2 separate regions of the Homo sapiens genome follow, and region 1 is linked to region 2. Evidence: chromatin loops called from intact Hi-C (ENCODE). Cell type or tissue: PC-3. All regions are shown on one strand. Each heading gives the region's core, and the rest is flanking DNA. Links, peaks and the distances in the headings are about the cores only. Region 1 overlaps ZNF804B (zinc finger protein 804B). Region 2 has its middle 380 kb from the start of STEAP1.

Region 1 (4,410 bases), core at 293-4,292, 430 kb before region 2:
GAATCATTTAAAAATGAAAAATACTCAAAACGTAGATATTGTCACTGCAGAGAAAGACAAAAACTGGGCAAAAATCAACAACAATTTTCAGGGCTAAAATCTACGAGAATCATCTATTGTGATTCTAACTCACAGATTTCCTGTACTGGAAGCAGTAAAAAACCACCTAATTGCCAGGGAACTCAGCACGACAGATTGGACTCTTACTCAATAGAGAAAATGTATTACTTGAATAAAAGCAAGAGAAATCAAGAGTCTTTGGGCAGCCCTCACATTTGTGATCTGGGAAAAGTCAGGCCCATGAAGTGTAACTCCGGGAATATCAGCTGCCTTCTAAAGAACTGTTCCAGTGGCCCTTCAGAAACCACAGAATCAAACACTGCAGAAGGAGAGAGGACCCCTCTAACAGCAAAAATCCTTTTAGAAAGAGTACAAGCCAAGAAATGTCAAGAACAATCAAGTAATGTTGAGATCTCTTCAAACAGTTGTAAAAGTGAATTAGAGGCTCCTTCGCAAGTCCCATGCACAATTCAACTTGCACCATCAGGCTGTAACAGACAAGCATTGCCTTTGTCTGAAAAAATACAGTATGCAAGTGAGAGCAGAAATGATCAAGACAGTGCAATTCCAAGGACTACGGAGAAAGACAAAAGCAAAAGTTCACACACAAATAATTTTACAATTTTAGCAGACACTGATTGTGATAACCATCTTTCTAAAGGTATAATTCACCTAGTAACAGAGTCTCAGTCACTAAACATAAAAAGGGATGCAACAACAAAAGAACAATCAAAACCTTTAATTAGTGAAATCCAACCTTTTATTCAAAGCTGTGACCCAGTACCAAATGAATTCCCTGGTGCTTTTCCGTCTAATAAATATACTGGTGTGACTGATTCAACAGAGACCCAAGAAGACCAAATAAATCTAGACTTACAGGATGTAAGCATGCATATAAATCATGTAGAGGGAAATATAAACTCTTACTATGACAGAACTATGCAGAAACCTGACAAAGTCGAAGACGGATTAGAAATGTGTCATAAATCTATCTCTCCCCCTTTAATTCAACAGCCCATAACATTTTCTCCTGACGAAATAGATAAATATAAGATCCTACAGCTACAAGCCCAGCAGCATATGCAGAAGCAACTCCTATCAAAGCATCTTCGAGTTTTGCCTGCTGCAGGGCCTACTGCCTTCTCTCCGGCCTCAACCGTACAGACAGTTCCAGTTCACCAGCACACTTCTATCACCACCATCCACCACACGTTCCTGCAGCATTTTGCTGTTTCTGCTTCCTTAAGTTCTCATAGCAGTCACCTCCCTATTGCTCATCTACATCCTCTTTCACAGGCACATTTCAGTCCTATTTCATTTTCGACTCTGACTCCAACCATTATCCCTGCACACCCCACTTTCTTAGCAGGTCATCCCCTGCATTTAGTAGCTGCTACCCCCTTCCACCCATCTCACATAACACTTCAGCCTCTGCCCCCTACAGCATTTATTCCTACATTGTTTGGTCCTCACTTAAATCCAGCCACAACTTCTATCATCCACTTGAATCCTTTAATCCAACCAGTATTCCAAGGTCAAGATTTTTGCCATCATTCTTGCTCTAGCCAGATGCAACAGCTAAATGAAGTGAAAGAGGCCTTAAATGTGTCCACACACTTGAACTAATAAGTGTTAAAGCCCCTCCTGTGGATAATTTTTTTAATTGTCACTACCTATAAAATCATACATTTAAAGAAGTCTGTCAATTATAAGATTTAAAATATTGCTGCCAATTCAAAATGTGACAAATATATAAATATGATCTGAATTGCTAATACTAAAACAAGAGCATTTTAATAATTTTTTAGCTTGCCAAAATAATAGGCAAATTTGAATAATTTTATGAAAGCGTAGAGGGAAGAGGGAAAGAGTTAAAGATTTGTTTTGGATGGGTTCTCGCATAATGTTATAAAATAGCAACAGAAAACATTCAAGCAGAGCATTAAAATTAAAAAGAAAAATCAAATGAAATATGGCACCCTGCGTTCTAAGTATTTGTTGTGTGAATGAATGAGTGTTGATTTGGCTTATTTGTTAGATAATAAAAGGTCAGTGAAATGAAGCAATTATTTAAAGTAATTTATGTCGTTAACTATTGACTAAGTTTTCAATTAATGTAGTCTGTTACTGTATTTTCATAGGAAATAAGAACAAGACATTTTCTGATTAATTTAGGTTGAAAATTACATTTTAATGAAAAACAATCTTTATAGATTATACTTTTGAGTTTCTGTGAAAAATAAATTATCTTCATTTCACACAAATCTATGTCAAGATAATTTTGTAATTGTAAGAATCAGCAAAATCTAAAACTAAGAATGTTTAACTTTTGTATAAAAACATATACAAACTATCATTAGTATTTGATAATGCAAACTCAAAAATAAAACGTGCTCAGAATAACCTTTTAAATATATTGGTCAATCTGTCAAATATAACAGGAACTAAAATATTGTTTATTATTCTTCTACTCAAAAATTTTACTACGTTCAGCCAATACATGTATAAGGATAGAGGTAAAGGTTTGAAAATGTCAGTGTTTTTACATGTTTATTGAGGATATCTTATTAAATATCTGGTGTGTTTTATTCAATTGTACTAGATATTTATGAAACAATGAATAATGATGAATAAATTCACCATCCATGTAATGTTGCAAATAATTTCAAACATTCATTCAAAATGGTTTTTGGCCGCCAAAATTTGCATTTCATACATCTATATTGGTGCATAATCCTACAGTTAGGTTTATTATTTTATGTTCTTAAGCATGAGTTTCAGAGAAAATCAAACTTAACAGAAATGGAGGTAATCATTTATCTAATGCTGTCTATACGAAGATGCAAACTCCTCTACCACTAGAAGATTAGAGGATGTCTTCTTCAGCCTTGGCTGCAAAAGGAAGATAGCTATATTTAAGGCTTGTTGTGATTCAGGTACAGTTACCCTATCCACTTGTTTGCATTATCTTCTTTAATTTTCACAACTGTATTTTGAAATCAGTATTATCATTCCTCATTACAGATAAGGAAAATGAAATAGAAAGGTTAAATACTAAATACTTGGTAAACAGTAGGAAAGGACATCGTTGATTCAGGAGAGACTGGTGAGAGAGAAAGAGAAAGAAAGGGTGGAGGGAAGAAAAAGAATAAAAGGAGATAAAGTAAATTTGAAATTTTAACAGAAAGAAAAACTGCAGTTCCCAAGATATCACTAGAAACTTGTGAGATGAGAGTTCTGACTGGTACATAACACTGACAGAATCTAAATTTAAAATGAATGGAGAAATGAAGAAAAACCATCAAATAGCAAGGAGCTATACTTGCATGGAATTCCATAAAAATGATTATAAAAGATCACTGATGAACATTGAGTAAATCCAAAAAGAAGCAAGACAAACGAAATATTTCTTATAAAATGGATGACAAATGGTCTAGCAGATTTTTTAAGTCCTGTGGATAATTATTTCCTAAAGCAAATTACAAAGCTGATGCAGAGCCAAGATAGAGTAATCATGGAAACTCACTAGATGTCCTATTATAAAAAACACTGACCACTTGATTGATTTTTATAATTGCCTTGGTGACAATTTAAACTCTCAGAAGGTTAGACCCGAGCACCTCTACTGAGCACTTAATTTTGACTAACAAAGACAGATTGATATGAACGGATGACATGGAAGTGACTATTCCATCTTGTATTAACAGTGATGAGGTGTTCACTGGACAAACTAATTTGGACTATGTGGAAAGCAAACATCTCCCTTTAAATAAAAGATAATTTGTACTCCAGGGTGAGAAATTGGAAAAGTTGTGGCATCACGTGAGGAAAGATGCAATTATGCAACTTACTTCCCCCCAAATCAGTAACTGTAGGCTGAAACACTGTTTTATTTTCCATTTTACCTTGAGATAAACACACTTTGGGAAAAAAAAAATTTTAATATATATTGAACCCTAAAATAGTTCGATTTTAAAAAAATTGTCACTGTGATGGATTGTATTTTTAGCAGTGTTTCCTTCCATTTACATAATTATTTGACAGGTGACTTTTAGCATTAAATTTATTTTATGACTATTGCCTGATATTTACAGGTTAATTTTCTTTATGGGATTACTGTTTCACAAGTGGCTCATGGAGGCAGTTTTTAAAAAATCTGTCTTAAGCTCTAAATGCTTAAGAAAGGCTGTGAAATCTTTCCACACAAGTACACACACATGCATGCACAAACACACATTTATCTATCTATATGTCTTTCTTACAGATTATGAACCAGTCTAGCATCAGATAGCATCATTGGATTCGAGGTAAATGAAATAAATGCTTTGTATGAAGCACTGAAAATTTGGG
Region 2 (4,410 bases), core at 78-4,077:
TGCAATATTCACTTTATCGTGGTGGTCTGAAACTGAACTCAAAACATCCCCAAGGTATGCCTGTATTGCATGATTCCACTTACATGAGGTATTTGCAATAGCCAAACTCATAGAAGCTGAGAGTAGACTAGTGTGCCATGGGCCTGGGGGAGGGCCAAATGGGGAATTGTTTAATAGGTGTAAAGTTTAGTTCTGTAAGATAAGCAAGTTCTAGAGATTTGTGTACCAACCTAGTGCCCATACCTAATAATATTGTAATGTGAATGTAAAATTTTATTAAGAAAGTAGATATTATGTTAAGTGTTCTTACCACAAAAAGATGGGGCCATGAGAAAGTGTTAGAGGTGATGGGTATGTCTATTACCTTGATTGCTGGGATGCTTTCAAGAAATGTGTGCATATGTCCAAACTCATCAATTGCACATTAAATATGCGCAGTTTTGTGTATATTGATTATTCCCCAATAAAGCTATTTAAATCACAATGAGATACCACCAACAATAAGAGTTGTTGAGAATATAGAGAAATTGAAGCCCTCATATACTGTTGCTGTAAATGTAAAGTGGTGAAGCCACTCTGGAAAATAGTTTGGCAATCCTTGAAAAGTTAAACATAGAATTACCATATGACCTACTGAGAGCAGTTCCACTTCCAGGTATATACTTAAAAGAACTGAAGACATAAGTCCAAAAAAACACCTGTAAATGAATGTTCATAACAGCATTATTCATAATATCCTCAAAGTGGAAACAACCCAAAGGTTCATCACTTAATGAATGGATAAACAAAATTTGGTACATCTGAAGAGTGGAATATCATTTGGTCATAAATAGGCATGAAGTAATGATTCCATACTAAAATATGGTTGAACCTTGAAAACATCATGCTAAATGTAAATTTCATTTATATGAAACTTCAGAATTGTCAACTCTGTAGTGGCAACAAAGATTAATGGTTGCTAGGGGCTGAAGTGAGAGGGGAATGGGAAATGACTAAGGGATATGGAGTTTCCTTTTGGGGTAATGAACATGTTCTGCGATTAGATAATAGTGATGGTTGTACAACTTCGTAAATATACTAAAAGCCACCGAATTGTACACATCGAAAATAAAATGTAAACAAAAAAATTATGTAAATAAAAATAAGCTTTAACATAAACAGCAAACTATCAATTAGGATCCAGGAAGACCAAATTAGAACCGGTGACAAAGTGTTTGAGTTTGTCATGTACTTTTGTGGACCTCACAAAAACTCTGGAAGAGGTAGTTTTTCCCAAGATGATGGTAAGGAGAATAGTCTATGCAAAACAATGTACTCCAGTGGCTCCTGGAGTTCAACTATTTCAAATGAAAGCACCCTCCCCTGCTTCAAGCATTAGGCTTCAGTGGACCTCTCTCCTACACATGGCCCTTAGGAATATCGTTTTTGCCTTTCAATTCAGAATCCTACTGATTCAGGAAACCATTCTCTTATTGTCAGGAGAATCATGTTTCTTAAAGTCTAAAATGTTATTATATCACAGATTTCAGTGAGAATCTGAATATTAAAGAGAAATAAATGGATTTCTAGAAGAACAAAATAGTGATTGTTTCTTTAATTACATTTTTGGCTATGAAAACATTTTAGTTCTCTCTTTTTAACAGAATTACCTGACAATATATTTATGGTGAATGAGTCACCACAACCAAATTATCCAGCCATTCCTAATTAATTTTTCATACATCCACATTTGAATTTATAGAACTTTTCTATAAAAGGCGGAAAAAGTAGTAGAGGAAAAAAATCTCTCTTTGACTTCTGTTCTTCAGCTCTTCAGCTCCCCACACTGGAGGCATAAAGTATTTTTAGATAATTTCTTGAGAGCAAAATTATTTTCAACTTTAGTCTAGGGTTTGGAAACCTAAATATACAGAGTATCTGCAAAAAAAAAAAAAAAAAATCTTATGAGGTGACTAACAGGAAAAAGTAATGTGTGTGTGTGTGTTTACATTTACCTTAAATGTATATGATTTGGCCAGCTAGCAGAGCCATTAAGAAGCTGTTAACAGTCTCCTAGGTAGTCAAGTGAATCATGGTGCTGGCAAAGTGGCCCAGATCCTATAATCTTGTAAATTGCTCTTGGCCGGGAAGCTACATGCATAGAGATATTCGACTTCATCTTCAGGAGCATTTACTTCAAGATACTTAATTAAATTTCAAAATCATTCCTATGTTAGTTTTATAGATCAATAAAAGTTCTTTCATGTGAAAATTGGCTAACTGTAAAGATGGAGGATGCTCCTGAACCATGGTTACACTTTGACCTAGATTGTACTTTGAGACAGAGCAGAAGATTCAAATACTTATTTATAAACACCCTCTAGTAATCACTGATGGTGACTGGTAGAAATATTAGGTCTTGGGTCTGCTGCAAAATTGAAATACAGAAAATACTTAAGCTGCCATAATTAGTTAAACCCAAGGAGAATTATGTATTTAAAACATTCTTAATGTTACAGTTTGAAAACATTTAGAACTATCCCACTCAGAGTTTCAGAAGCCGAGCTTTCCCAATTTCTACGTTAAAAATTCTCAAATGACTAGGTAAATTATACAAGTTTCTATCCCATTTTAAATGAGAATGTCATTTCCAGTGGTACCATGGCATATGAAAATTAATTTGGCAAAAATTAAATTACTCAGAAGTCACTGTATGACAACTCTCTGATAAGATGGCAATATAATCACTGTTTCCCTAGAAGATTAAGAAATTGTTCATCACATTCAGTGATGTCCTTCATCCCAGTGTAGGTATCAGTGAATTCATGAAATTGAACGCATTTTGTTTTTGAAACAAAAGCTAATAATTCCTACAGAAGCAATATTGTTTGAATGATTAGGATTTGAGTTAGACAATAACATCAAATCTAGAAAAGAAACCAAAGAAATCTTAAAAGCATGCAGGTAAAAGGACCTTAGCAAACATTTCATTTCACATATAAGGAATTGAAGTCAAGGAAGTTGAATGATTTACTCAAGGTCAACAAGCTGCTTCGTGACTAAACCAGATTATTTAAATAAATAAATCAACCAAAGGAACAAAGCAACTCTATAAACCCTAGGTTTTTAGGGTGTGGTAGATACACATTAACTGTGATTATTTTCATTCTACTTTTTCAGCAAGTTGTTTCTTTTTCCATTCTTAATGAAAACATACATTGTAAAAGTACACTTCAGTACAGTACAAATGACATTTAATATCAGAGAAAAATTATTCCATTGCCCTTTTAGGTTTGGCTCAGTTTTGAATACTGCCTGGTATGCAGTGGATGCAATAAAAATTCATTGAATGAAGAAATGCAATATTTTAAGCAATCAAATCTTCTTGATTCTGATTGTAACCTATTTTCAACAGCTTGAAAGAATGTAAGAAATGCAATTCAACATAATTATTTTTGTTAGTTTAATGTGAGATTATCACAACAGACAAAATCTCTATATTCAGCCTTTTCTAAAACTACGATTTGATATGAATGTGGTCTTTAAAGACTACACAATTTGAACTGCAATATAAATGTGCCAGGGGGATCAGCAATGGGGAAGGAAAACATTTTTTAAGTGTGCTCAATAGTGAACAAATTATACATTTTGCACCTGCAAAATACATAATGGCCGAAAGTTACATTTTCTCTGTACTTCCAAGTAAGCCATGCTGTAAAAAACAGGAGTTCAGGCTTTGAACTTCTTTCATTTGTCTTTGTTCTTTCTTGTATCAGATTGTACTATATACAAAGTTCCATCAAGTTAGTAGTTATTTAAACAGCAAAATACTTCTTTAGCAAAAAAAAAAATGGCAATTTTTTTTATTTTTATTTCTATTTATTTATTTATTTATTTATTTATTTATTTTGAGGCAGGGTTTCACTCTGTCATCCAGGCTGGAGTGCAGTGGCATGATCTCGGCTCACTGCAACCTCTGCCTCCCGGGTTCAAGCGATTTTCCTGCCTCAGTCTTCCTAGTAATAGGGATTACAGGTGCCCACCACTGCGCCCGGCTAATTTTTGTATTTTTAGTAGAGACGGGGTTTCACCATGTTGGCCAGGCTTGTCTCGAACCCCTGACATCAGATGAAATGGCAATATTTTTGTTAAACTATACAATGGATGTGTGAAAAGATTTGAACATGAAAAATTTAGCAGTAGTTTGTATTCCTCTTCTAGTTAAGTCTAATTTAATATGGTGACTTCTAAACCTCAAGATCCTGTGGCTTCCAAAGAAGTGGAAAGAAAAAAAATAAAATTGAGAGGCAAAGCATCTTTACTGAGGCCTGTCAAATTAGCATAATTGTATGCTCTCCTTATTTTTTTTGACAAGGATACTTACGTTTCACAGGCATACCCTATAATGGAATGTCTATCACTAAAAATCCA

What was found. A loop is a pair of places that touch in the nucleus more often than their neighbours do. Peaks named below come from ENCODE experiments on the same cell type or tissue, not always from the same donor. Only the 100,000 strongest peaks of a DNase experiment are listed, where the experiment ranks them.
Region 1: a loop joins it to region 2, with 4 times the contacts of the local background. A loop is called at or near these places in 1 of 110 quality-filtered maps.

What each region holds. Positions count from the first base shown.
Region 1 is chr7:89,335,347-89,339,756 of GRCh38, forward strand. ZNF804B (zinc finger protein 804B) reads left to right here. Exons shown (of 4, transcript NM_181646.5): 4 at 1-3,182. The coding sequence ends at 1,686. Among named protein-coding and RNA genes, the nearest start is that of TEX47, 540 kb to the left of the region's middle. In PC-3, for the core only: no CTCF peak of the experiment used is centred there; no DNase peak of the experiment used is centred there.
Region 2 is chr7:89,769,386-89,773,795 of GRCh38, forward strand. No RefSeq gene overlaps it. Among named protein-coding and RNA genes, the nearest start is that of STEAP1, 380 kb to the right of the region's middle. In PC-3, for the core only: CTCF peaks have their summits at 1,820 and 2,020; no DNase peak of the experiment used is centred there; H3K27ac peaks cover 411 bases.